2 separate regions of the Homo sapiens genome follow, and region 2 is linked to region 1. Evidence: chromatin loops called from intact Hi-C (ENCODE). Cell type or tissue: heart right ventricle. All regions are shown on one strand. Links, peaks and the distances in the headings refer to the core of each region. The heading gives the core; the rest is flanking DNA. Region 1 has its middle 340 kb from the start of DYSF. Region 2 has its middle 220 kb from the start of CYP26B1.

Region 1 (14,909 bases), core at 6,933-9,432:
CTTCTCCAAACAGCAGCACAGCCTGCAGCGGAGAGGGCCTGAGAGCTGGCTGCCCATTATCACCTCGGTGCCGGCCCTGCCCTCTGGGCCTGTCCCTGCTGCCACCTCTGGGCCTGTGTTTCTGATTAGCGGCCCCAGCTGCGCAGCATTAGTTGCATTTTTCCAGGATGAATCTTGGTTGTGACTTCCTGCCACAGGTCTGAACCAGCTGCCTGCCTTTGCCGCCTGCTTCTCACCCCAGTCCCCTGGACTACCCTAAACGCCCTTACTCCCAGGGGGCTCGTCCTCGAGGGCCAGCATCAGGAATTTGCCTCCTGGGATAGGGCAGAAATCCCCTAGCTTGCCTGGGGCAGCTCAGGGCTCAGCCACTGCTCACCAAGCAGAATCTGTTCAGCTTCTTGGATGAGTCCCCTTCAGAGTGAGTGATAGGGACCCAGACCTTGGCACACGTGCCACTGGGCAAGGGCAGAGCAGGCCAAGGCCATGGAGAGGCTGCAGGTAGGCTCCCAAAGCAGACAGCATCACCTTCTGGCTTTCCAGGGTCTGTCCACCCCGTCATGGTCTTGGTTAGCATGAAGTCATGGTCTCCAGCTAAGGCTGCACAAACCCCGTTCTTTTCCAGAGCTCTTCTGGAAAGCTAAGTGAAGCTATCAATAGAGTCAGCATTCACCTGAGAGGTAGTGAGCTCCCCGTCCTGCAGGTCTGTGAATAAAATCTTTCACATTCATAGTGGCCTTTAAATCTTTTGTGATCCTTACTATGTCCCTGTAAGTGGGTACGGCAGGGGTGAGCTTGACAATTTTTGGAGGAGAAAACTAAGGCTGGAGTGAATGTGTGCTGGAGTCTAGGCTAGAACCCAGATGTGAAGCCTACTTAGTCCACTGTGAGTTTGATTCAATATCCCTTCTCTCTGAACCCAAGCAGATTCCAAGAGACTAAGACCCCAGACCCCAACCTGGCAGCTGGTGCATGCTCTTTCCTCTTTCCCTGCCTACCAGCTCCCTGGCCAGCACCCCCGAACAATCTGACAGCCTATCCCAGGCCGGCTTGATTCTGACTGTTTGTCACTTTCCTGCCTCAACATCCTGCCCTGGGCCTCAGCCTTTGGTCTATGCTAGGGTCTGTGATCTGGGATGGGCCTCTGAAAATCAAAGCCCTAAGAGGACTCACAAGACTGTGAGCAACCTGAGTATGGGGCCCATAGAGGGTAGCTGGCTTCTGTGTCCCCAGTGCCCAGGGCAGGCCTGGCATAGAAGAGAACTCAGGCAAGAGAGTGGGACCAGCGGCTGGAAGAAATCAAGCAGGGAGTGCCATGGAGAAGCGGCTGCAGTTGGCTTTGGGGACTCCATGTGGTCAGGGAGGCTCGCTTGCTCTGGAAAGTAGGTGGAGGCTGGAGGCCAGTACTCCCTGGGGAGAGGGTGCCTGTGTAACAGGAGCATCTGGCCCTTGAAAATGCTGAGCAGAGAAATGCTAGCAGTAGCGCCAGGTGCCAGCACTCAGGGTGGGATAGAGTTCTATTGTGGCCATAGAGTCCTGCCATGGGTAGAGCTTGCTGAGGGGGGACCAGATGCTGTTGGGACCCTGGGGCTGCCATCGACTGCCTTTAGCCTGTGCTGCTGCAGGGATGCAGTGTTTCTACCCCATAACCCATCTCAAAACCCCAGTCAGCAACCGGGCTCCTGAGAGGTGGGCACATCAGCTCTCTCAAGTGCCCCGGGAGAGTTTCCTGGCCTAAGATGGTGAGTGGCATGGGGCAGGGAACAGAGACTCTGCTGGGGAAGCCTCTGTCCCAGCGGGGAGATGCTGTCCCTGTCTTCAGAGAGGCCACTCTTTGGTTTATGATGTATTGACATATCATAACCCCTGGACTCCTTTGCCCAGGAATTAATGATTGTATTTCTATAATTCTTCAGTTATTTTAGGAAAATGTGAGCTGTTTCTTTAATTATCTACAAGGACTTGCCAACAGCTATTATACATTTGGCTAGATTGAGACTATGAATGAAACTTGTATTTGTCCCTAAAAGTCTCGGTTGGTTTTAGCCTTCACTGTCCCCTGGATGGCTGGTGGTGGAGTGCGACGTGTGCGGTCAGCTAATGGGGACACAGTGCTGATTTGCTTGGGCTGTGTCAACAGGATCTTGGAGCTGGGAGGACCCATGACAACTTTTTACATGATGAAGAAATTCCCCTGTTGGAAGACAACCCTTCCAGCCTCCATCGCATACCTGCTGTGATAGGGAGCTCACTGCCTGCTACTTGATCATAGGTTCTGTCACCTGCTCTAGGGCCACAGGTCAGGCCAGGGGTCACTGCAGGCTCTCTTCCAGAGGCAGCTCTCCCAGGGTCCCCCTGGTGGTCACTATGAAGCTGTGCGGCTCTCCTGGAGGGTTCCCTTGCAGCCCTCAAGTGGACAAAGGGCTCATCTTTCCTTGCCAGGGGCTCCCTTGTAAAGGCCCTTTGGCCAGCAAAGGCCCCTGGGTTAGAGTTTCCTTGTGCCGCCCACCAGGCAGAAGGTCAAAGGTCTTGGCCAAGGCCCACTGTCCTCTCCCTGCAGTGACCTTCTTTGAGCACCTCTTCCTGAACATTCTCACGCCACCCTGCCAAGTCCTGGCACATACAGGACCAGACAGTAGAGTTCAGGCTGTCCCTGAGACTGCTGAAATGCCCCTTCTCCTTCACCAAGGACCAGGGGAGAAAAAGGGACCATGGACTGGAGACAGACAGCGGGAAGGGCGGGGAGCCAGGCGATGTCATCAATGCCTGCTGTCAGGCTGGGGCCCTGCTGTCATCTAACCTGCCCGGGGCTGATGTGTCCTGGTCACTGTTAGTCCATGGGAGAAGGACCCTTATCATGGCTGGGAGACCAGGAGAAGGGGTGCAGCTCCCCTTGTGTCTTGGATTGGAACATGATTGCCAATAGGTGGCCCCAGTGGTGATGAGGGCTGTGAAGGAGGGTCCTCCATCTTTCCTGCCACCAGCCGCACCACCATGGCTACCTTCACCGCCTTTCCAGCCAAAGCCTTTCAAAGCCATGTCTTGGTGGGTAGAACTGGATGGGGCTCTAGGCTGTGACTTTAAATGAGAATCACTAAACTGTTGGAGATAATGGAAGGGAAGTGAGGGGCCAGTGGGGACAGGCCAGCCCTTGGGTCCATGAGACCAGTGCACTGTAGCCAAGAGTCTGAAGCCTGGCCCACATCCTCAGCCCTGGGAACATAGGAATGGCCTCAAGACCCCTGCTCAAGTCCTATGTTCTCTCCCACCAGGGACAACTGGCCATGTGGGCTTGTCTCATGGCCCCTGCATGTAATAGCTCCATTCAGTTTGGGCTTTTCATTCTTAAGTAGCACCACAGTGGGAAGTCTCTGGGCCTGTCCAGCTACTTTACACGGCCTCCCCCAGCTGGAGTTGAAACCTATGCCTCCAAGTCCTTCCTGCACCCCTTGGGGTTTCCTCTTCAGCCCTCTAGCAAATAACTATTCCAACAAAAACCTTCACAGCTCCCCAAGAACTTGCCATAATTTATAGGCACAAGGCAGTCCAAATCCATATGGAGAAAAGTAACATTCCTCCCCAAGAAGCAGCCCAGCCAGCCGAGAGTGGGAGAGAGAGAGAGAGACTGCTAAAAGATATACCTGTGTATTAAAAGAACTGGGGACTGAGGACTGGGGACAGACAATGGGAAGGCAGGAAGTGAGGCAATGTCACCTCACAGCTTTTAGTCCAAGGGTGACCAGCTGCCTTCAAAGGATGCCTTGGGACAAAATATGGCTGCCAGGTTTCATTTGTCCAAATGGTGGTTTTCCTAGAACAAAGGGACTTTTTTTTTTTTCTCAAAGGTAAATTAAAGCTACTTCTTTTAGGGAAGCCCAGAAAGATTTGAATTTTTAAGTGAGTTCGTCCAGCCTCTGCCCTGTTATGCAATTGAACTTGTACAGTAAACCCCAGGGAGGTGAGGTGTTACCATCCCCATTTTGTGAATGAAGAAACTGAGGCTTAGGGTGGTTAAGCTGCTTCTACTCTGATGTAACAAGAGGAGGCAGGATGCAGAGCCAGGTCTGCTGACCTGCAGAGCCCATACTGCAGGGGAGAGGGGGTCCCCAGAACTTAGAGGATATCAAGTCGAGAGGACAAGCACCGTCCAGTGGCTGAAAAGGCCAAGTCGAGCTGCACCGGAATGGGAGGGGTTAAGAGCCATACTGTGGAGGCAAAGTCATTCCAACACCACCCCCTCCCCCCTTTTCTCTTCCTTTTCCACTGAGTTGACCTTTAAATTATGGCATCAGCTGTCGTGCCAGACATGCTGCGATTTCCCCTCACTCCATCTGCCCAGCCTTCCCACTGGCGCAGTTTCTAGCTTGCTGCATTCTCCTCCCTCCTTCCCGTTCTCTCCTTCTCTCTCCTCTGCCCCCATCAGCTGCCTCCCTCTGAGTCCCATTCACAAAATCCCAGCCATGTCGCTGGCCCTGCTGCAGGTGGCATTCGGGCATTGCTGGTGTCCCCCCAGGGCCATGTCTCCCCACCTCCCAACTCTGCTCCGGGACACTGCAGCTGGGAAGTCACCTCTGCCCAGTCCTACTCCTGCCTCCCTCCAGGCTGGTCTGTAAGCCTGCACACCGGCCTCTCCCCACCCGTGCCCCATCCAGGCCCTTGCTGCTCCCATCTTCCTCCAGCCCCACCCCTCCCCAAAGCCTCCAGTGGGGATGCACCCTCTGCTTAATATTCATTTGCATTTGGCCCAGGGCCTAAACTATATATTTTGTTTTTTTGCCATGACTGTAGAATATAGCAGACATTAAATCTTATCGGTTTAATTTTCTTCCAGATAATAGTACAGGCTTTGAATTTTTTCTTAAACTATGGAAAAAGTGTCAAAGAAAAGTGGAACATTAATCAAGGGACTTTGATGAAAGGAATGAAAGTGTTTTCCTAAGAGCCCAACATGTGGTGCAGCTGCTGGTGGATATTTAAATGACATTTTTCATATGTTGCTATAAAAAAAAATCTCTTTGAGTTGATTCTGGAAATATATTACAATTTGCTACAATGCCAGTGGTCTTAAAATTATTTAGAAATAAAATGTGTTTATGATTTCTGCTCTACTTTGTATATTTGTCTGCTTCAGGACTCTTTCCTTTGAGGAGGGCCTAACCAGTCTACCCCAGAAGCAGTAAGTCTCTTCAGGACAGGCACCATCAGACAGGGGGTCCCCAAAGATGGGAGTCATATTTTCTTCTTCTGTGGCCTTTGGCCTAACATGTCACTCTTCTCCAGAGGTTTAAGCTGCAATGGGAGGGATTCAGGCGAGAAAGAAAGAGGTGATGGAGAACGTCATTATGTATTAGGAAGGTCTGGGGAAAGCTTTTTAAAAGGTGTGATTTCTCCTGTAAATGAGAAAGGAATGAATTCGTTCAACTCCTAGGTTTCCTTATAAGCCTGAACACCCAGGAGAGTGGAATCCAGAGGCCAGAAAACCCTGACCTCCAGCCTCCCTTGTGAGGCTCCTCACAGCATGGAAGGGACCCCTCCCTCCATTTGGGCTGGGAGAGACTGGAGCTTCAGTCTCATTTTTGGAGCCAGCTGGGCTGGGAAATCTTTGGGAGTCTGCCCTTCCCAGCCCCCTCACTGGGATGCCTTCCTCAGAAGATCATTTAGGGCTTCTAGGCTCCTGCCCTCTGAAGGACCCACTTCTCCCCTATGAACCCTGCATCCTTGTAACTTTGCCAATCCTAGTGCCAGGGGAAGGAAAGAGACTCCCGAGAGGTGCCCTTGGCATGTGGACACGGAGGCCGTCTGTCCTGGGCTCTCTGACGGACCGCAGAGGCAAGGCCAGGGTCTCAGCAGTAGGAGCGCCTAGGCTGATTCCAGAGCAGAAGAGGCCCCACAGTCCCTCCCAGGACCCAGAAGGCAGATGTCCTGGGCGCTTGCTGTTCTTCCCCCAGCCTGCGCAGCTCCTGGGGGAGATGAACGGAGGCCTGAAAGCCTTCCCAGTCTGGCCTCGGGCCCTGCATTGGCAGTCAGTTCTGTCCCCATTGACCAGTGGGGGGCACACTCTCCCAAGTTTTCCTGTCTCCACTGTAATTGTCATTTGGACCTGAAGGTAAATTCAAGGGTGCTGGTGCCTCCTTCCCTGCCAGGGGCTCCCTGGAGGAGGGGTGGACAGGAGAAGCTCTGCTTCTGCGCAGTCTGCAGGGCATCTCCAGCCTCTGGGCTGCTCTCTTCTCCTGTTCTGGCCTTTGGGTCCCCAGCTTCTCCTCCTGTCCACTTGCCCCACATGTCCTCCCGAGAGGAGACCTTTTATGAGGACTCTGGTTTGGGGAAGGGAAGAAACCTGCCCAAGCGCAACTAAGCTTTCCTTCCTCTCAGATCTGCCTCCACTTTCCTTCCTGATCTCATTGTCCCCTCTTTCTACCCAACCTACTCAGTTCTACACTGTCCCCCAAGTGTCCAACCTTGGGTCTGCCTCTGCTTCTTTTCTGCAATTAGATGCCTTCTTGTAGGCCCAGCCGAGGCTCCACTTTCTCCCTAGGGCCTTCCCTGTCTGACTCCAAAGAACACAGTGGCTGAAGCTTGGGAAGAGGAGTGAGTGAGGTGGGGTCTTGCCTTGCCAGTTGCCTTAGCTCTGCTACTTTTGTCTTACACCCCCTCGGACTATGAGCCCCTTGGGCAGGACGGTGCCAGGAGGGCAGCCTTTATTTTTCCATAACACTGTTTGGTGCAGGTGGAGCTCAGAGAAGACACCCCTGGAGGGATTTGGAACAGCCTCTTAGGCACCTTTGGGAGGTCCCTGAGTCTCAGCTGATTGAACTAATTTAGCTGATCACGATAATTCTCTTGCCTGTAACAATTTAGGAATGAAATATGAGAAGAGTCTGTTGGGGGCTTTGAGGAAATATTTTCTCACACCCAAGACAGAGATACAGTGACACAGGAAAACAAGTCCTTTGCTTTCCTCTGGTCGTATCCATGCCTAGATGAGATGGTAGAATGCCTGCAGCATCTGAGGATGAAGCCGTGACACAGATGAGGACAAGCCAAGAGCATCTCAGAAGCATGCAACAGGAGCCCTGATGAACCTTCTTAGAAAACAAGATCATCAGTTTCTCTCACCATGTTGTCTAGCTGAAGATGGAATGTCCTGCTACTTACAGCCATAAAACAGCCTACCTGCATGGGAAGAGGTGGATGGAGGCTGGAGAAACACTCATTGCTGAGCTGAACCGGGGCTGACTGATAACAAAGACCTTACCCTCTCTCCCTCCCTCTTCTTCCTTCCCAGAAAGAAAGAAGGGGTCTTTTTCCAAGGCCACCTCTGAGACTAAATAGGGATGGCTAGGACTGCATCACTGGGCCATTTTGAGGTCCTTCTAGGATAACACACATACTATAAAGGCTCATTAGGGGCTCCATTCCATCCATCCCCTTTCCCCTGCTGTTTTGCTTGCAAAGACAAAATGTTCGTAGGTCTTTGTTGCATGCTGAAGATAGCCATTAGTAAAGAAAAGGGAAACAAGGGCTCAAATGGAGGAATCCCAGTGTCTGCCCTTGATCCCAAACCAATCAGATCCTAGGGGCTTTCAACAGCGAAGGAGCATTGCAGAACCTCACTGTGTCTTGAATACTGCATTTTATGATTCAACACCATTGGGAGATGGACTGCATCTCATAATGGATCCAAGAACACAAGAGTTTCCGCTTCCAGGGATGCTGCATGACCATAGGGATGCAGCCCATGTCAGCAGCAGTTGCCTTAGAAAATACTGGAAACTGAGGGCCTGGTCACTCATGCCTGGTGAGAGCATTCCCAGCAGGGTAAAGTGAAGAACCCAGCCCTGCCTGCATAGTTCTCTGAGACCACTGCATGTAAAGTAGCACCCAGTGCTAACCAGATCTCCAAGGAGTTGGCTAAACTCTGTGCCCTGGTGTTGTAGATATTGCTGTGCCCCTGAAAGCCAGCGCCAATGAACATAGCATGGCACCAGGGCTCCAACATTCACTGTAAAAAGTCAGGTAGAAACAAGCTTGAACTACACCCATAAAGGTTTGAGTCAGCTGCAAGGAGACTTCCTGAAAGAGTGGTTGGGCCACAGCTAGAAATGGGCAGCCAGTAATATTTTCCCTGCCTCTGTTTTAGACTCAGATATCTTTAAAGGCAGGAGAGCTACTCAGGAGACAGGTTTGGTAGTTGGTGCTGTTCTCAGTTAGAGGCTAGGGCTAAGTGACCTGCCACTCCTCTCTAGGCCTGGAGAGGGACATGTGTACTACGTGTACTCAGGCTCAGTCCTGAAACACGAGGACTGAAGTGTTACATGGCCTGTTTCTGGTTTACTGGGAATTTCAGGAAACCCAAATACAAAGTGATTTGAGTGGGAGGGGCTTTAAATTTCTCCAAACGAAAACATTTTTACACTGTATAAATTCCTTTGTGGGATTACTTGCTAGCATTTTTCTGTCTCCCAACCATGTTGAAAATTCAGTCATCCAGTTTCATGGACACATACAGAGGGCCAAAAGGGGCTGCATTTCTATGCATATGACTTAATCTCTGGCAAGGAAGGCTGAGGGGAGGACAATGGCAAGCTCTTTGATGAGAGATGACCCTGGGAAGAAGGAGTGAGGAGAGGAAGACTAGGATACAGCTGGGGGAAGGACTCTCGTGCAAGTGGAGACCATCAGATGAGAGAGGAACATGTGTTCTCATGACTGCCCTCTACTATCCTGGCTGGATTTTAAGGGGACTCACATATTTTCCTTCCTTGACCTAGCCTCCCCTGATCAAGGAGTCAAAGTCCTAGTCAGCTGGAGCTGCCAGTCTGATGAGCAGATAACCTCTGGACTTGAGAAGTCTCAGGTCCATGTACTCAGACACATGGCAGAGACACAAGGCTGAGAAAGCAGTTCTAATATTTAGCACAGCTAAGACTCTTTGGACCTACATCTGAGCACCTGTGACAGGACAAAGGAAAAAAAATGAGATCCTTTTCCCAGGGAGCTAGAACAATAGGGGTATGAGTTCCTGGATCCTTATCCCTAAGCCCTGGCCTCCTAGAAATGGGCTACTAGCTTTTTCATGGGGAAGGGATGTCCTACCACCCCTACTCCCATTAACAACACAAACTATCTTTGTCAATTCTGAGTCTTCTCTTGCGAAAGGCACAGTTACTCAGTTGTGTGCTGTTCTCAGTTAGACACTAGGGCTAAGTGACCTAGGGCTAAGTGACTTGGGTGGAAGTCCTAGACTTCCTCCCAAGACATCTCTCGCTGTGAACTCCTTCAAGATGATATCTTTGGTTTCCCTAGAAAATAGAGACTGCAGCAGTGCTTAAGTGTGAATGCTTTATTTTGGAAGTGGAAACCCATGGAAGCAAAAGTGAAACAAGGTAGAAGTGAGGCAGTAAAGGGTAGGGAACAATGCAAGATGATATGTTATTGCACTGGCTGTTGCTTTCTGACAAGTTGCAAAGAGACACCGCTGTCCAAGATGTAGATGCATCCCATCAGCCAGGAAGGATATCTCTGGACAAGCTGTTCAGAAAACATTTGCCCTTGGAACCAACAATTAGAAGGGAAAAGGAGGGAGAATTTTATCTAAAGTTCTCTTCCATCTTTTCTCTTTTGAAATTACTCTTATAGGGCACTCACCTGAACTCCCTGATTGTATCACTTGGCCCCTTCAGCAGTGGCTTAGGAAGCTAGATCCCACACCATATATATTGTTCCTTCTTCCAAGTCTAAAATGCAGCAGGAGTCTGCGGTTCTGGCAGGGCAGCTGGTCAACCTCAGATGGCAGAACCGTGCAAGTATGAAAGGAGTCAGTTGACTGTGGAAGCAGCTGAGGAGAAGCAAGTGTCTGAGTGTTCAAGAGAATCTGAAGAGGTTCATAAGATGTGCCCAACAGAAATAGAGAGGATTCCTAGAGGATGCGGATGGAAAGAAGGGATCCCTTCAGAGAGGGAAGGTACTTAGAGATCGTTGAAAGTGAGGGAAGAAGGAACTCTAGGAGAGAAAACATGAAGGTGGGAAGTTGAGGGTGTCATGGAAGTCTAAGTAGGCAAAATAGAAAGACCCAGTGACTCTGGATAGAAAGCTACTCCAGTTCTGGAAGCTACTTCAAGGGCATCCTCTGGATAATAAAGCACATTAAATCAGAACCTTCTCAGACAGTGTATGCTCCTGGTTGTAAAGAACAGGTCTGTTTTGTCTTTGCCCACCTGTGTAGTAGATTGTAAAATGGCCATAAATTCTTCCCTTCCCTCAATCCATGCCCTTACAATGTGACTTTGTAGATCCTCCCATTATGAGATGAAGTTTATTTCCCCACCTTTTGAATCTGGGTTGACCATGTTATCTACTTTAGACAATGGGACATTAGCAAACATGACACAAGTAGAGGCTTGGAAAGCACCCTTGTGCATTGGGGCTTGCCCTTGGCTGAGCTTAGAACATGATACTGCTGTGATACCAGAAGCCTGAGGTAGCCTTCTGGAGGATGAGAGACCACATGAAAGAAAATTGAGGTGCCCGTCAGACGTGAGTGAGGCTATCTTTGTGAATCCAGTTGCTAGCTGACTGCAGACACACGAGGAAGCCCAGAACTGCCCAGCTGACCCAAAGATCATGCACTAAATAAAATGGTGGTTGTTTTAATATGCTAAGCATTGGGGTTGTTTGTTATGTAGTAAAAGCTACACTAATTCAACCTGAATAACCAATCGTGTGTTAAACTCATGGATTGTGTTTTGTGAAGATTTTCAGAACAGAGTTGAACTTCATAGACTCCACTAGTCAGAGAAAACAACTGAATAGAGTGGATAATTGACAATGCGGATGCTGATGAAGGGTGGTAGCAATGGGTGTTGATACTAGCAATGGTACTGATGATAATAGTCATGATGATGGTGATGGCAATGTATAATGATGCTTGTGAAGGTGGTGGTGATGGTGATCCTAGTGATGATTGGTGATAACAATGGTGATGATGTTTGTGAAGGAGATGGTGACTATATGATGATTATGGTGTTGATATTACTAGTGGTGAGGGGGCAATGATAGAAGATGGTGATCATGGTGGCAATGATTGTGGTGATGTTAATACACTTGATCTTAGCCAACAGGCTGAGAAGCAATGTAGTTATCTTAATAGTAGTGATTATAAGTGGGGATGATTGTGGTGGTGGTGGTGATGACTCTCAATGATGGTGATGGTGATGGTGATCATGGTGGAGATAATGGAGATAGTGATAAAGATGGCAGTGATGATGAGAGTGATGATGCTTATTGAATGGTGGCAATGTTGGTAATGGTTGTGAAGACTATAGTTATGGTGGTAATGATGGTGGTGATGAAGATGATGGTTTTAATGGCAGTAAGTTGATGATGCTAGCTACAGATATGCCCAGATCTTTATGGCCAGCATGCCTCTTGGTTTGGATTTCTCCTTCCCATTAAAACCCAACCCCAAAATCTAGCTCCCAAGCAAAGAGGGATTTTCTGAGCAAATTGTTCTATGAGCTGAGAAGATTAGAACTCCTGGCACCAATTCCTTTCTTGAGAAGAATTGATGAACCAGAGCCAGGGTATAAGTGGAAGGATGAAGGGCTTGTGCTGTGAGCACTGATTTGGCTTCTTTGAAGACAGAATGAGAGAAAACACATGTAAGGACACACAGCAAGATTGGTCAGCTGTAGGATGAAGGAGGCAAAGTGCATACCCTCTCAAGCCAGAATCCACATCCACAGATCTGGGTCCCTGGATCCTTTTCCCTCTGTCCTGGAGAGAGCCCCACACCTAGGGAGAGAGACATGGACAGTGAGTAAGTCCATGGCCTCATATGGCCAGATGGGGCCACTATGGCAATGTGTCGGGGAAGACCTCCAGGGACCAAAGGCTCAGGCTTGATGGGGATTGGAGTGCTTATCACACCTGCCATCCAAGATGGGAGGAGCCCACCGTGGCTTGCTTGGACCCAGCCACTCTCAGGGTGTGAGCCACAGAATGCACTGTGTGCTGGAGGATGGGAGAGAGTGAAATGAGAGGCTGACGACAGGCTGCTGGCTTAGGGGGGCAGTGTGATCTACGGGGCCATGTGGAGGTCAGCCGTGGGGAGGACAGGGCGGGCCAGAGCTGTCCCAGCTGCAGTGCAGCTGTTCACTGACCGGTCATCCAGACATTGCTGAGAACTGGAAATGCTGCAGTGTTTTACCACCCAGCACAGGCCCTCCTTCTGGTCAGCTAGATGCAGCCCTTGCATCTCCGATCATCCCCAAGATCCTGCTCTGGAAGTACAACCCGTGTTTCTCCCTGGCTGAATGGGGAACCCCCCATAATTAAACACAGAGACACAACTGGGAGCCCAGTGAAGTATGTAGGGCTGGGATGTCTTGTCTGCATGGCAAAGGCCCCTCCTCAAACAAGATTCTGAGCAAGTCCCATGACAAGTGTCAGCAGAACTGGGGAGAGAGTAGGGGAGGGCGAATCCCTGATTTAAAATCCCTGATTTAAATCCCTGATTTAAAAAGAACCGAGGAACTAAGTGGCCAGGGCTTGTGGAAGGCCCTGAGATGTCTGCGGACTAGGAAATAAAACTCAGAAAGAGGCTCAAAGGCACTGTGGAGGAAAAGGGGACACAGCTTCTTGAGGCCCAACTGGGTCTTGAGAAAGCTGCAGAGTTTCTGAACATGGGTCAGTGCCTTTCATTGGCTTGAAAATGAGTTTATTTCTGTACCTGGGTCTTAATCAGGGCATACCCTGTAATAAGATGCTTGCACCAATGGGTGGCTGGGAACTGAAATGTACCAGGCCTGTGCTCTGCTGTGGGGCTGCATCCTCCCTGAAGAAGGGGCATCTTTTCTTAACCTCACAAAGGCACTGTACAGGCTAATGAAGCACTGCTCTAAATGTGCTTAGAGCGTCTTTTCCAACCCAGCTTGGCTTCATCCCAGTTACTCCAATATGGCCTACAGGCTTTAGCCAGGCCATTGGAAGGGATAAATGGGATAGTATTCTCCAAGCTCTTCCACCACGAAGGCCTGGGGTTAGTTGAGTCAGCCCAATATCTGCAGTGAACACAGACAGGGTCCTTCCTCTTGAGGTGCTTGTGATAGTCACGGGAAGGAAGCCATGGTTACTTAAATGATTACTTAGCATATGCTAAGGGCAATGATGAGAGCACATGAGCTGCACTCACTTTGCCTGAAGGTCAGGTAAGATGTCTCTTTCTGAAGAGGTAACTCTTCCATTGAAATGTGAATGAATGGTAGGAGTTAGCAAGAAGAGAGTGAGGATTGGGAAAGTGTGGTAGGCAGGGGAACAAAGGTAGTGAGGGAGGAGGGAACTTGGACGTGGAGGGTCCTGAAACCCATTGTGGCTGTAATAGGTGAGAAGATGCCCAACTCAAGATAACATGGGAGGGCATTCAGGGTACGGATTGTGCTGAAATTGGTATTCCATTAAGGATGCTGACCTTTACCCTAAAAGCCCTTGAAAGCGCTGGAAGGATTTTAAGCAGGACAATGACATTCTCAGATTTGTATTCTGAAAAATCTCCCTGGCTGCTGAGTGGGAACAACTTCAGAACAGAGAAGGGGGAGGTTGGTTGACAGCAGCTTCATTAGAAAGGCTGGAGCTGCAGAGAAGCAGGTGCTCCCTGGAATTCTGTCTAACTCAAAGGGGGCTCTTGGAATTTAGTCTCCATTCTGCGTACCAAGTTCTGTGTTCCACCCATACCTGGGCTGGACCAGCCTAACCCTTGGTCAGATTTCATCTTGGGCTGGAATCCTGATTGTACTTCATAATCCTTTTTTTTAAATGGAGGAAGAAGATAGAAAGAGCCCAGCACTTTGTATACTGCAGGGTCTTGATCAATACTTGGCAAACGAAGAAACAGTAGAGAAACAGAGAGGCAGTTGGTGAAAACCAACAGTAGAGATGCCCCATCTTTCTGCAATTTGATGAAGTTCTATTATGATCAGGAGAGTAGCGATACAAGGTCAGTATGGAGAAGGGAAAGAAAGAGGAGGAGGGGCAAAGGAGAAAGAGAAGGAAACCTTAGTCAAGAGCTAACTCTGGGCAAAATTTCCACAAAGGCTCTTGTCTTTGACCTGCCCTCATTCCTTTTCTGGAGCACCTCCTCTAGCCAGCCAGAGACAATCACCATGCTCCCAACCCCCATGGGCTCCCAGGGGTCCCTGCTCCTCTACCCACTATCTCTTCCAGACACCCATGTGCCCACAGGGTCCTGGTCTCAGTCGGAAGTGCAGGAACTCTAGAGTATGCATGAGGACAAGGCCTAGACTTTGCAGAGGGCCTTGCATTTAAAAAAAATACTATTCCTCAAACAAATTCACAGTAAGCACATTTTTAGGGAGTTGGGGAAAGGGAAGGAAAAAGTCAAGGTGGTAGAAAGGCAGCTGTTTGGGACTCTGGGCACCTGGGGGATGGCCTTCCCCTCTGAACCTGACCACAGGAGCATCAGGCTCCTCCCACTGTGCCCTTCGTGCCTCCAGATAAGCTCCAGGTCTTCCTCTCCAGAGTCCATGGTCACCATATGGACAAGAGGGGCAGCAGGGAGGGTGGGAGCAGAGGGTATCAGGACTGCGCAGGAAATTCTGGAGTCAACATCTGCTTGGGACTCCCTTTTCAACCCTTTGAGGCCCCACTTTGGAGCCATCTCACCAGAGACCCAAATACATGCAGACAGCCAGGCCGTGACTTAGCACATGGAGTGGAGTTTCAGGAGCCCACATGAATGGGATGAGAGAAGTATGAAATAAGTGACTTCCACATTTTGGAGAGATTCAGGGTGCTGGTGGAGATTCAGGTGAGAGTTAAGGGAGGGAGCTCAGAGATCCCTGGAGACCTCAGGAGAGCTGCACAGTAGTAGAGTCCTCAGAGAGGCCTAGGAGGGG
Region 2 (14,909 bases), core at 5,343-7,842, 120 kb after region 1:
ATAGTACAATAATCTGACTGTTTTGTTACTCAAATGCTCATGAAATTGAGGATTTTCATGCTACACAAACTGTTACAGAGAGTAAAAAAAGATGTAATAGATTACAGTCAGTTTTTTAAACCTAGGTTAATTATGATACAAAAACCCAATAAATACACGAATAGCATAAAATAAACTACTTAACTACTTACCAATGCTAGAAAATCAAATCCAACACTACAGTAAAAGAATAATATAACATGAGGCAATAGACATTATTAAAAATAATGTAAACATGGTTTAATAGGAGATCTATTAAAGTAGTTCACTGCATTTTTAGGTCAAAGGAGAAACTCTATAATCATCTAGATAGGTATGAAAAGGCAAGACAAAATCTGCTTTCTCTTAGGATGCAGAAAATCACAAGGAAATGTTACTTCCCCTCCATAAACAATGTTTGTAAGAAGCCAGAAAATCTACAAAACTGACTTTTCCTGAGCCCATTAGAGCGCTGTTGTCACAAGGCTATAAGATGAACTGGATTTCAAAGAGTGAAAAGCCCATTTGAGGAGAGATGGAACATGCAAACTGGTTTCCTTTGGCAGAACACAGAAGAAAGAGGTGGCAGCAGCCCACTGCTGGAAGACTTTGCAAGCTCTGATATGGTAAAGATAACTGTAGCAATAACAAAACTGAAACTTAGTTCAACTATTGACTAGATTAACTTAACACTTTCCTTACCTCCCCTTCCCCCTGCCACACACTAATGGCCTCACATTAAAAAAAAAAAAAAAAAAAAAAAAAAAAGAGGCATCCCTATCTCAGGGTGTGAGTACTATTTTTTCCTTTTCCTTTTTTAAATTAGAAATGGGGCCTTTCTGTATTTCCCAGGCTGATCTTGAACTCCTGGGCTCAAGCTATCCTCCTGCCTCAGCCTCCTGAGTGGCTGGGATTACAGGCACATGCCACTGCACCAACCCCAAGGTGTAAGTACTATTTATCTCCATCTCTGCTATTTTTCTATACACCATGTCTAATATTCAAAAAGAAATTATAAGACACAAAGAAGCAATTTAAAAATTATCAAGAGATAGGGTGATCAACAGAAATAGACCCACAGATGACTCAGATGTTGCAATGATAAAATAGGCACCTTAAAATAATGGTGATTAATATATTCAGGGATCTAGTGAAAAAGGTGAGCAAAATACTTAAACAGATGAAAAATTTCACCATAGAGTTTGAGACTATAAAAATGTCAAATGGAGAAAATATGACATCAGAGACAGAGAAGAATTTGTTTGACAAGCCTATCAGCAGACAACGCAGAAGAGAAAAGAACCATTGAACTTGAAGATAGGTCCATAGACATTTTCTAAACTCAAGCACAAAGGAAAAAAAGGTTTTAAGTCAGATCCAAAAGCTGTAGGACAACGTGAAATTGGAGTCCCAGAACAAGAGACAAAGAACTTGGAAGAAGAAATATATGAAGAGGTAGTGGGTGACAACGTTTCCAGAATTACTGAAGGAAAACAAACTATAGATCCAAGAAGCTCAGAGAAAAAAAATACAAAAAAGAAATAAAATCTGACATATTACATATAGTCAAACTGCCAAAAACCCCAAACTTTCCCCATATTGATCTATAGTTTCAATGAAATCCCAATAAAAATTCAGTGGGTTTTTTGGTAGAAATTGACATGCTAACCCTAACATTTATATGGAAAAGCAAGAGAACTAGAATAGTCAAAATAATTTTGAAAAACAAAGCTGAAAGACTCAGACTACCTGATTTTAAGACTGTGGTACTGGTAAAATGATAGGTACTAAGATCAATAGGACACACTAGAATCTAGAAATGGACCCTCACATATATGGCTTATTGATTTTTGACAAAGGATAAAAAACAATTCACTAGAAAAAGCATACTCTTTTCAACAAATGGTGCTAAAGTAATTGGACATCACAGGAAAAAAAAATTTCAGTCTATACCTTACTCTATACAAAAATTAACTACAAATGTACCATATACATTAAGGTAAATTCTAAAACTATAAAACCTGTAGAAAAATACTTTGGAAGAAATCTTTTTGACTTGGGGTTTGGCAAAGCTATGACCTAAAAATCATAATTCATTCAAGAAAAAAAATTGATAAATTGGGCTTCCTTGAAATAAAAACTTCTGCTTTTCAAAAAACACAATTTTAAAAAACAAAAAGACACAACACATTTGGGAGAAAATATTTTAAAACACAGATGTAATAAAGAATTTGCATGCAAAATATAAAAGTAACTCTTAGAACTTAATAGGAAGACAATTAGCCCAATTTAAAAATGTACAAATGATTTAAACACTTAACCAAAGAGGATACATGGATAGCAAATAAGCACATGAAAGGATGCTCAACACCATTAATCATTAGGAAAAATATAAATTAAAACCACAATGTGATACCACTACACCCCTAAAATGGCTAATGTTAAAAAAGTTGACAATACCAAATGCTACTGAGGGATGTGAGTAATTGGAACTTTCAAACATTGCCAGTGGAAATGCAAAATAGTACAGCCTCTTATGAAAACAGTTTGGCAGTTTCTTATAAAGTTAAACATACTCTTACTATATACACATGACTCAGTAATTCTACTCCTAGGAATTTACCCAAGAAAAATAAAAACATATGTTCACCCAAATGAGTGGTATGTAAATTTTCATGAGTTTTATTCATAATAGTCCCAAACTGGAAGTAACCCAAAAGTTTATCAACTAGTGAATGGATATACAAATTATATCTATACAATGGAATACTACACAGCAATAAAAAGGAATGCAATATAGTTGTCCCTTCTTAATCATGGTTCTGCATCTGTGGATTCAATCAACTATGGACTGAAAATATTTGGAAAGAAAAATAGATGGTTGCATCTGTACTGAACATTTACAGACTTTTTTCTTATCATTATTCCCTAAATGATACAATATATTACATAGCATTTACATTGTATTTGGTATAAGTAATTTAGAGATGATTTAGAGTATATGGGAGAATGTGCATAGCTTAAATGCAAATACTACCTCATTTTATATCAGGGACTTGAGCATCCATGGATTTTGATACCCATGGGGGATCCTGAAGCAATCTTCTAGGGATGCCAAGGGATGATTGTATTGATACATGCAACAACATGAATGAATCTCAAAAGCATTATATACAAAGCGAGAGAAGCCACACATGAAAAGCTACATGCTATCTGATTCCACTTATTTGATGATATGGTTCGCATTTGTGTCCCCACCCAAATCTCATGTCAAATTCTAATCCCCAGTGTTGGAGAAGGGACCTGGTAGGAGGTGATTGGATCATGAGGGCAGACCTCCCCCTTGCTGTTCTCGTGCTAGTGTGTGAGTTCTCACGAGATCTGGTTGTTTAAAAGTGTGATACCTAGGCCAGGCATGGTGGCTCACGCCTGTAATCCCAGCCCTTTGGGAGGCTGAGGTGGGTGGATCACCTGAGGTCAGGAGTTCGAGACCCACCTGGCCAACATGGCGAAACCCCATCTCTACTAAAAATACAAAAAATTAGCTGGGCGTGGTGGTGAGTGCCTTTAATTCCAGCTACTTGGAAGGCTGAGGCAGGAGAATTGCTTGAACCTGGGAGGCAGAGGTTGCAGTGAGCAGAGATTGCGCCATAGCACTCTAGCCTGAGCAGCAAGAGCAAGACACCGTCAAAAAAAAAAAAAAAAAAAAGTGTGGTACCTCCCCCTGCTCTCTCTTCCTCCTTCTCCAGCCACATAGGATGTGCTTGCTTCCCCTTTGCCTTCTGCCATTAATATAAGTGTCCTGAGGCCTCCCCAGCCACGTTTCCTGTACAGACTGCAGAACCATGAGTCAATTAAACCTCTTTTATTTATAAATTCCCCAGTCTCAGGTAGTTCTTTACAGCAATGTGAGAATGGGCTAATACATTTGACATTCTGGAAAAGGCAAAGCTATAGGAATAGAAATCATCTAGTTCTCCCCAAGTTCACAAGCATAAATATTCTCCATGTTAATTCCTTCCATGCAAATAAACTCACACAAAAACAAATTTGTGTGGGAAAAACTCAGATTCAAGCTTTCCCATCTTAACATTCAGAGGGATGTTTATTACCCATGTTATTTATAATAGACATTTAAAATAAAAGTTCGGCAGACAAGAAGGCAGGCATCCAATTATGTTATAGAAAATGTTAATGACCCAGGGAGATGTTTATGTCAGAATAGGAAAAATAGAAACACTAATAGCTCACAACTATGGACTGGCCACTGCACAATAGGCAGCCCTCTAGATACTTTCTATGTGTTACACCGTTTCATCCTGGCAACTACTATATCATTATTGCTGTTATTGTTTTGTCAATTTCAGATGAGGGACCGGAGGTTTAGGAAGTTGATGAAACATGCCAGCAAGTAAGTGGTGGGGCTGAGATTTGAACTCACGTAGTCTACTAGACTCAAAACTCTAACCATTACACTTTACTGTTTTCTATTCTGCATGGCTTTAAATCTGTACTTACACACACACACACACACACACACACAACATAGGCCTAGAAGCAATTGTACCAAAATGTTAACAAGTTACCTCTGAGTGGGAGTTATAGGTAGCTTTTCTTTTATTTTGCTTCTCTATGCTTTTAGATTTGTACAAAAGACAAAGAGTATGATGTTTATAATGAAGAAATCATATATGTGGTTTAAATAGCTGAAGACACAGTCTTGTCTCAAAAGTTGCATACTCAAGAGACATTACATTCCAAGACCAGAGCTTAGTCCCTGTAAAACAAGTATGTCACCCTAAGGAGGACTTGCACCCCCCCAGCTCTACCCTCTTCTCTCCAGTCCCCCCACCTCAGGAGTCTAGGATGAGCAGAAGCACTGTCTCCAGAGAAAAGCCTTCCAGTGCCTCTGCCAGGCATGCTGGATGGCAGCCGGAGAGAGTCTAGGAAAGTCTAGCTCCCCCTGAGTCTGATGCCACTAGGGCTGGCCCTGGGTCCTCAGCTGGGCACAGGCAGCAAAGACCCAGGTCTCCCACTCCTGAGGATGGGGTGGCCAGATGATAAAGGACATGGAGTCATGAGGCAGTGGTGGCAACAGTTAATAGAAATAAGAAAAGACCTGTTTGATTAAGCCACGTCTTTCCTTCCCAGACCCCCTTTTCTCTCCCTGGGCTGTATTCAAACCCCATTGCATTTGGAGGGAAATCCAACCCATGTGTTTCTGATTCATTTACACTTAACTCATCAAAATCCTGTTTTGAAAGAGGCCATTGGATGGTCTACAAAGTCTGAGCAAAGCTCCCTGCCGCCGCGGGCTGGTTGTGGACTCACCAAATACCCCTTCTAATCCACCAGGCCTGTGGGCAGGCTCTGCACCACAGTGAAGGCTGTCTGAGTGTCTGCTCCCCAGCCTCGGCCCCCTTGGAGCCCTCCCTCACCGCCTTCTGCCTCTTTGAGAACTCCCAGGCTGCCTGCGAGGGTCTGGAAAACTCACACATCCCTGAGGGACAGGCACAAAACATGCCACCCTTCCTGGGCCAAAGCTATGTTTAAAATGAACTTGTAAAGCAAATGCTGAACCCAAAAGAGGGAGGCTCATGGTGAGATCACAGGCATGGGTGGTGCATTTCAGGGGCCTGCAGAGGCCTCCATCACAGTAGGATGCTGTGCTCATCTTAGAGATAAGTGATGGGAGAGATGAGCAGTTGCCTTGTTGCCCAGGACTGTCTCCCACCCAGAGTCAGAACCTAAGTTATTTCTCAGCCTCGGACCTTCTTGGATTGGATTTGAAAGAGAAGTCAGTCTTCCCTCAAGAGCAGGACACCTAGTTCCCATCTTTGGGGCTTGGCAAATTTTCATGGGTCTGTGTGGGGTGGTGTCAGCTACTGGTGCAAAGGCAAGTTCTCCCAGGCAGACATTTGGAAGTCATTAAGCCAAAATATGGTTGACTCAGATACAAAGCATGCCAGAGCTAGAAAAGACCTTGGAGAACTTTGTGGTCCAGCCCCCATGCTTACAGATCAGTCCCCATGAGATCCCCCTCCAGAAGGAGTTGGAGTAAGCCAAGCTCCTCCAACTTGCTGTGTTGGGAGAGCATGGGGTGTGGTCAGGAGAGACAGGAAGTTTGGGTCCCCTCCAAGCAAGGCCTAAGATGAAACACATGGGAACCAAGAATGGAACTAAAAGAGTGAGGACCTAGGTCCTTCCATGTGACCATTACAATGGGCTTTGACTTCGGGGCAACCCCTTCCTTGCGTTGTTCCCTTTGCCCCGTGGTTACTGGAGGGACAAATCTTCAGAACTTGCTAAGAGGGTGTATGCAGTTGGGAACCAGAAGGCAAGCAGTGCTCTGTGGGAAGCTGAGGGGGACACCAGAGGCTGACTGAAACAAGAGGGTAGATGGATGAATAATAACAGAACTGTTTACTGGGGGTCCTTCAACCGTGGAGCTCAGAGAGGTTCAGTAATTTTTCCCATATCACACAGCTACTAAGTGTTGGCACCAGAGTCCAAATCTACATCATCCTGGCTCTAAAAGTCATGCAACCAAATAAATAGTCAGGGGATGGGAGCACAGAGGGGGAAAGAAAGCTAGACATGGCTCTGTGCTCACTGTTGTGCAGGGTTGATACTCAAGGAAGCTCCCAGAAGGAGGTGCTGTGTGCAGGGTCTGGAAGGAGAGGAGCAGCAAGGCTTATGGTGGAGGGGAGGAGGATGGTCCAAATGGAGGGATCAGGTGGGAGCCAGTTGAGGCGCAGCTGCTCTGGGCACTAATGGCATGTGGTGGTTGCACCTGGAACCTACCAGCAGGTGGCAGTATTTCAGAACAAGAAGAGCGTCAAGTCGGTTAGGATAGTGATAGAAAGTAGAGATGCTGAGCTCTTAGCGTGTATTCCAGGCATTGTCGTAAACATATTATACAGAGCATTTCATTGAAGCTGCACGACAACTCTTTGAGATAGGTACTATTATTAGCCTCATTTTCCACATGAGAAGGGTTTAGTAAGGGTTTAGTAAGAGAAGGGTTTAGTACGTTGCTCAAGGCCTCAGAGGCAGGAAATACTGGAACCAAGATTCTTACCAGGCAGTCTAAACCCAGGCCTAAGTCTCTGTAGTTGTAACATCATAACTCAACTGATAGGCAGATACTGCATTTCTACCATGCATTTAGCATTGCACTGGGCTAGGGACTCAAAAGAGATCTAGACAATATCCTTGCTCCTGGGGCCCAGCCAGCTGATTTGGGTTTTACAAATCAATGATTCTAAGCCTCATAATGATTGACAATAGGTACATGCAGGGCAGCAGGTGGTGGGGCTGAGCAATGACCAGAGTCCTCAGACCCGGACTCAAAGCCTGGCTCCTCCACTTGCTGGCTGGGTGGCCTTGGGTATGTTCATTGATGTCAGAGGGCCTCAGTTTTTTCATCCATCTATAATTGGGTATAATATTGACCTCATGAGGATGAAATGTGAGAACACATGTAGAGAATTAGGCATGGAGTAGATCATGTGTTTTACCAAAATGACAGCAAATATCAAATACAAAAGGCAATGGGAGCCTAGAGGAGCAGTCTTGAAGTGAGTTTCCAAGACTGAGCAGTTTGGCTGACAGAGGAGGGTGAGGAGTGCAGCCTAGGAGGGAAACACTGACAAGCCATGGAGATTAACAGGCCATGATGCCTGAAAAAACACGAGCAGGGAGGAAAGGAGCTCAGTGAGCACCCTGGAATTCCATGGAACCAGGCACTGCCATGGGCTCAAGGACTGGGAAACATCACCTTCAGAGGGTTTCAAAACGAGCTGGATTTAAACAAGCAAGCAGATGGCACCAAGCACTCCATCAGCACACGGTCATTCAACCAGCATCTCATGGGCCCACTAAGTGCCAACCACGCTTCTTGAGTTGGTCCAGCCTGGGCTTTTCTTCCTGCACTGTAGGGGTGTCTCTGCAGTTGCTCAGAGCACTGTCTTCCCCTCAACTGGACCCAACATGCTCCGGCCCCTGCTCTGCCCAGAACGTCTGTGAGCAACCTGGTTCTTGTCAGAAGTTCCTGACAAGCTCTGCAAAATCCAGCCCTCTTGTGACTCCACCAGACATACCCCCAGGGGAAGAAAGGGTACCCCACCAGGGCAGGAGGTGGCAAGACAGTCTCTGCCCCCCGGGAGGGGTGAGTCATTCAGGGAGGATGCCTGCCTCAGGCACTGTGGGAGATGAGGAGGAGCCCCGTGTATCTGCAAGCACAGGGTCACCTGAGGGCGTGCAGAGCTGGAAGAAGCTGAGGCATTCAGGCAGCAGGGCCTGTGCCTCCTCTCCGCCTCCATTTCTGACTTCCAAGTCTTCAGAAGCGACAGCTAGGACATCCTCTGGCTCCCCTCCAGCCACACTGTGCCTCCCGCACACACACCTCCCTCTGATTCTAGCCCTCCTTCTCGAGATATGGCAGGAACTAAGGCCAGTGGCTCTTCAGGGTGGATGGGGGTTGACACGAGGGTGCATCTGGCTCTGGTGCTATCTGCACAGAGGTGCGTTCCTTCCCTAGGCCCCCCACTCACACCCAGAAACATGATCATTCATTCCATCATACACCCAGCTGGGGCTGGGGGAGGCCATGACAGGTGGGCCAGCAGGGGTGGTGGGGATGGGGCGCCGCGATCTTCTCCCAACCCCCTCAAAAGACAGATATGTCCCCTCTGAACATGCTGGGGGAGATTATTTTAACAAGCACTTTTGTACCAGGAAATCAGTGTGTTTAACCTAACAAGCAAAGAACAGCCCAGCGGGGCCCATAAATCTAGTTCCCACCTATTAATTTTACGGCCTACATAAAGCAGTGTTGAAGTCCAAAGTATATGTGACCTAAAAAGGCATTGCTCATTCTGACACATATACGACGTGGCCAGGACTCGAACCCTGACCCTGACCCTCACTCCAGGAAGCCAGCTCCCAAGCCTTACAGAGTGCAGAGGCTCATGCTGCAGAAACCCACCCAGGCTCCTTGTGAAAGAACAGGACAGCTGGAGGCAACAACTGTGGAGAGGGCTGGAGGACGTGGGCACCGCTGAGGCTGGGTTAGTGAGGACACCCTGCTAGAGACCCCAACCGCTCCCAGGGCTGACGTGTACAGTAGTGCAGGTTGGTCACTGCCCAAAGGCACCCAGATGAGAGGACAAGTGGAGGCTGAAATCTAACCTGCACCTGATGTACCATGCCTATCCCACAGGGACAGGGCTGCTTCTGTCCAGAGAGGGGCCTTTTAAAAAATCCATGCAAAGGTACTATACAGATTGTCAGCTCCCTTGGATAAATCTCGATCCCCATTCTAACTGTTTCAAATATTGACCCCTAACCAGTGACTCACTGTACTCCCAAACCAATTACATGCCCTCCCACCAGGGAAATCCATGACCACTGTCGACGCCTAACATCAGTTCCATGGGATAATCCCCAACCCCAAGCATGATTTAATAGGGTCACCCACCATGCAGTGACCACAACTGGGCTACTCTGGCCGCCCATAGCAACGGCACATTGATCCCCACAAAGTCATTAGGACAAGAACAACCTCAAAGCTAAGCCAGCTCAATTCCATGCTGATACTACAATAGAAGAAACAAGCTGAGGAACCTGAATGCCAGCGACCCACTTACTACACCCCTGGCCACATGCCGATTTCCCAACCCCGAGTGCACAGCAGTGCTCAGTACCTGCTGTTTTGCCCCTTTAGACTTATGCCCCACCCTCCTCCACCCTGTCTGTACCCAGGAGGCTGACCTCCAGGAGGTACCCCGCACCTCCCCTGCCCTCTAGCTCAGCTGGGGTTCCCAAATGGAAGCCCCTACTAGTGAGCTAAGGCAGGGAGCCCCCACTTCAGAGGCTCGTGCTCTCTGTCAGGGCTTTTGCTTTATCTCCAGGAGTCATGTGGAATTCATGCTCCACAGTCTGTCTTTGTTAGCTTTACCACTGAAGTGTCTTTCTGAGGTTAGGTTCCCGGGAGGAAGCCTGAGACAAGGGTGTGAGAGCAAGTCCTTGTACTTGGGGCTGTGATCCCAGGAAACAACACAAGGCAGTGGCGCTGTGAGCTGGGGAAGGAAGGAAGCCCACCCCAGGTAGATAAATGAGCAAGAGACGATTGCAGGCAAGGCACTCAGGCAGGCTAAGGCCCTGCAGCCGGGGTATTTATCTACCAATTCCTGCCTGTCTTCGTGTTGGCCTATCGCTGGGCATTGGCATCAGGCCGTTCCGGCTTGCTCAGTGCGGACTGAGCCTGCTCCCCCAGCCAACACCCTCAGACAGAGTCACAGGTGCTGCGGCACAAAGCTGTCAGCATATTAAGGATGGTGAGGACCAAGGGTGTGTGGGCAGTAGCATTTGCTGCACTGTTTTTGCCCAAATATTCAAGTAAGTTCGATCATTGGGTCCCCTGGTTTCTGCATTCCCTAAGAAGCCCCATTTAAGAAGGTCCGTTCCCAGGACTTCCCACTCGAAACCAAGTACTGACTCCATAAACTCCCTTTCCACCAATTCCTACAGCCCATTCTCACCCTTGTGTCACAGCGACAGTGACCTCCAACCCCTCTGCATGTGGAACCCTGGCCCAGGTTGTTGGCTCATTCTGACTCAGCCTCCAAGTGTCTGTTTATGAGACTTCCTTCCTCTAGGAGTCATCCTTGAGAGACTCCTCATGCACCCTTTCCCCAACTTCATCCATACCCTAACCCCTCCAACTGAACCTCAAACACTCACTACCTAATCCCCAAACACACACTGCCTACCCCAAATCTGGCTGTACCCTGACCCTCAAACCTATGAACACAATAAGCAAACACCCTCACACTGCAAGCACAGCTGCACCTCGAATCCTCAATCACAAGTGACCCCAAATCATGCTGATCCCCCAATTCCAACTACACACTGATGCCTCAGTTTCATCCCTAACCACACACTGGCCCAAGACACAACCACATTGGAACATTTAGCCACGTGTTTCTCTCTGAACTCAGTCACACATGGCGATGCCCCAACCCCTAATACACACCGGCTCCCTGTCCCAGACAACACACACGCAAACCCTCTCAATTCTAGAAGACACTGATCCACCAAGCCCCAGCTGTTTGCCAGCTGCCCAACCACAGGCCGACCCCAATCTCAATCATGGCCTGTCACTCCCATCTCCAGCCTCCCATGGATCCTAACCCCCCTAATTAGAGCCCCTGGCACAGACACCCCAAGCTAAACACTCACTGACTCCATGAACCTTAACCAAACAATGACCTCAATCCCAGCCAACCCAAGACCTTAAAACAAGGCCACACCCTTAACTCTAGAACTTCACCTCATACGAAGACTTACCAAGCCTTACCAAAGCTGATTCACCAAACTTCACCTCAGACCAACCCTCAGTGTCTCAAGCTTACACTGATCTTCAAACCCCATCCATGCCCTAACCTCCAGCCCAAGTCTACCTAACAAAGACATGTCAACCCTGAAGCCAAATGTCACACTAATGCTCAACCTGGCTACAAGCAGAACACCCCGTGCCAAACCTCACTGCCCCTCCACTTAAAGAGAGGGCACTCTGATGGCAGCCCTAAGCTTGCCCACGGTTCACCGATCCCCTAGCCACATTGAACCCCCAGCTACACTGGGCCTTCAAGTCCTGTACACACACCAACCCACCACAAAACATGCCCAGCCCAACCTTATTCAGTGCCCTTCAATCTCACCCACACCTCAAGGAACCTTTGATTCCATTCTCACAGAGACTACCCAAGTTGAACTGCACCCTTCTTCTCTAGCACAGCTTCACCCCAGGGACCCCGTGACCCCACACAAGCCCCCACCACCACCACAGGGATCATGTTCAAAGGGGGACATCTGCAGCCTCAGTGGTCAGCAGCACCACTCCTGGCTCCTGAAACCCTCCTTCGTGTTCATCTCCGCAACTCAGGGAAGGCACCGGAAGCTGTTGTCTAGCAGCACTGGGACAGCCCAACAATGCTCCTCCTTTTGTCTGTACCTCTCTCGACTACCAAGTTCCTCTCCAAAACACTGGCCTCTTCCACGCGGTGCAATTCCCTTGTTCCTAGTTCAGGTCCCTAGGACCCACCTTGGTAGGCTATACTGAGCTGGTCGTGCTTGTCTGTGCAGCCTGCAGGGCAGAGGGGTCCAGAGCCTGGGCAGTTGTCCTGCTCAGTTGCCCACAGGTTTTATGATCTTGGCTGGTCACTTCTCCTCTCTGGGACTTGTTTGATCCTGTGCATCAGAGGTCAGCACACTACTGCCTGCCAATCAAAACCCACCCTGCCCACTCAGTGACCTATTATCCAAGGCTGCCTTTGCACTGCAGTGGCAGAGAACAGTAGTTTCAAAAAAACTATGCGGGGCTCAAAGCCGAAAATATTGACTATCTGACCCTTACAGAAAAAGCTTGCAGCCCCCCTGTTTTGCATCCCCCTACCTTCCTTTTAGAGGATGTAATCATACTGGAGAGTTCTCCGTGTGAAGGCTTGAAAACAGGATACCCCTCTTCCTTCTCTGGGCTTCTCCAGGAAGATGCTCTTTAATAACGTGTTGATTATTCATTATGCTGATAATAAAACCTGTGATTTCCTGCCCCTCTCCCTGTGGAGGAGGGGCTAAAGGAAGACCACAGGGTCAGAGACAAGGCCTCAGGGGTTTGATAGCAATATTGGGATGCCCCAGTCTTTGTTTATTGTGGAGGTTCTTCCGACATTATTGCTTTTGTTTATTGAAACCCAACCCCCATGGTACTTAGCACCCTTGGCAGTGGGCCCAGACCTGCCCAGGCCCCAGCCTGCCACTCCTGGCCAAGAAGGGAGCCGGGTAGGGAGAGCACTGGCCAGGCCCAATTCTGGAGTCCTGTTTGCTTACAGCCTAAGGCGCGCCCGCTGGCCCCCCTTCTTAACATCTTGCTTACAAGACAAGCATTTGGAGACAATTTCTCATCAGACCTTCTTGTAAACATCCTCCTGGATGCAGCCGGCCTGAGGAGCCCTTATTAGAAACACCTGTGCCCGATGCAGGCCTGGTGAGTGACAGCTTGCAGAGCCACCACTGCCCCCCTGCCAGGCCTGGGGCTGGTGAAATGGGTGGGATGGGAGATGGGGATGAGGGTTCGGGTGATGAACCTCGGGAGGATGAGCCTCCTCCCCACATGGGCTTACTCCCGCAGGGCCAGTGTTGCTGAGGCAGTGCCCCTCCCCTTTCAGCATGGGAGACTCGGTGGAGTCAGGCAGGCCTAGTGCACAGAAATCTCTCATCAGTTCATTCTTGTGGTGCCCCAATTTCCCTACATTAGTCACTCCTTCGAGTTACACATGGTCCTCTTCAGGTTCTCTAAATAAAATGCCAGCTACCCTTCTTCCTCATGCCTGCATCCCTGGGAGCGTTGACACATTGAGTTTCTCACCACTTTAAATGAATGAGAATATTCAAGACTTTCAGCACTGTCCAAGCTTGAGGAGTGATACCTGGGGAGAGGCAGATCTGAGGCTCCCTACATGGACTTTTCAGGCTGGAAGGAACATCGCCATGCTGGTAGTTACGGAAAAAAAGCACAGCCCGAGCCCACTGGCCACGTCTTCCTCCCCAGGGCAGTTGCAAGCCTTCCTCCCTGTACCAACCAAACGTTGTAGCTGGTGTTGATCCAAATCTCCATTGTGCTAAGAGAAGGCAGGAGGAGAAAGGAAGGAGTGGGAGGAAGAGGACCTACCTAAACAGGGCCCTGCACTCCTACATCAATCCTTGGCCACTTATGTCCTGCCACTGGTCTTTTTGTTTTTGTTTTTGTTTTTTGAGACAGAGTTTCACTCTTGTCACCCAGGCTGGAGGAGTGCAATGGCACATTGTGGCTCACTGCAAACTCCGCCTCCTGGGTTCAAGGGACTCTCCTGCCTCAGCCTCCTGAGCAGCTGGGATTACAAGTGTGCACCACCACAGCTGGCTAATTTTTGTATTTTTAGTGGAGACAGGGTTTCACCACGTTGGCCAGGCTGGCCTTAAACTCCTGACCTCTTATGATCCGCCACCCTTGGCCTCCCAAAGTGCTGGGATTACAGGTGTGAGCCACCGCGCCTGGCCTGCCACTGGTCTTTGATGGGACCTTTGGGCACTCCCTTCAGCCTTCCCATGGCCACCTCACTTGGAACTCCTAGCCAAACACCTGAAGCGCTTGCTGCAATCGTGTTTGCTGAATTCCCCTGCCACTTGCCTGCTGCCCTGTCCTAGGACCCGCTGAGGCCAGGTCCTGCATTGGGCCATCTCTCAGCCTCATGGGGGCCTTCTTCTGCTTCTGGGGCTGGACATCTTGATGTGGCCTCCCTGCCTAAGGACTGGATTGCTCTAGATGGAGTAGAGGCTCGAGGGTCTCTCAGGGCCCAACTGAGACAGCCCACACTCCACCCAGCCTCACCTCTGACCTCCCAGGGGACCACATTGCCCTGAGTGGGAAAGAAGAGAGCTGGAAGGAAACCTGTCTCTAATGAGGTGGGCAAAAAGAGGAAGCACACGCTCCGTGAAATAAATTAGTGGAATCTCAATTCCGATAAATCCAGTTTCTTAAAAAAAAAAAAAAAAAAAAAAAGCAACTGGTAGGAAAAGAAAATGTAATTTATGCTCATTGAAAGGAGGCCAGGTTTAAATTGATGAAGTCTCCTGTTTATGTAATAAATCCATTTCCATTCATGTCACCAATATATTTATCCATACATCCTGGTCCAAGTCAAATCTTCATTATTTTATTATTCAACGGGGGGCAGAGGGAAGGGCAGGGGAACAGAGTTCTGTGTCGAATTAATAAAGTCTCACTCTCTCCCCCAGATCCCCCCTCACACAGGGACAATTTATTCCTAAGAAGGAGGCAGAAGAAC

The links. A loop is a pair of places that touch in the nucleus more often than their neighbours do. Peaks named below come from ENCODE experiments on the same cell type or tissue, not always from the same donor. Only the 100,000 strongest peaks of a DNase experiment are listed, where the experiment ranks them.
Region 2: it touches region 1 in a loop (3-fold over the local background); 20 of 110 quality-filtered maps call a loop at or near these places.

What each region holds. Positions count from the first base shown.
Region 1 is chr2:71,796,167-71,811,075 of GRCh38, forward strand. No RefSeq gene overlaps it. Among named protein-coding and RNA genes, the nearest start is that of DYSF, 340 kb to the left of the region's middle. In heart right ventricle, for the core only: a CTCF peak has its summit at 8,225; no DNase peak of the experiment used is centred there.
Region 2 is chr2:71,917,307-71,932,215 of GRCh38, forward strand. No RefSeq gene overlaps it. Among named protein-coding and RNA genes, the nearest start is that of CYP26B1, 220 kb to the right of the region's middle. RefSeq lists enhancers at 12,564-13,064, 14,631-14,909. In heart right ventricle, for the core only: CTCF peaks have their summits at 6,812 (motif pointing right) and 7,011; a DNase peak (open chromatin) is centred at 6,803.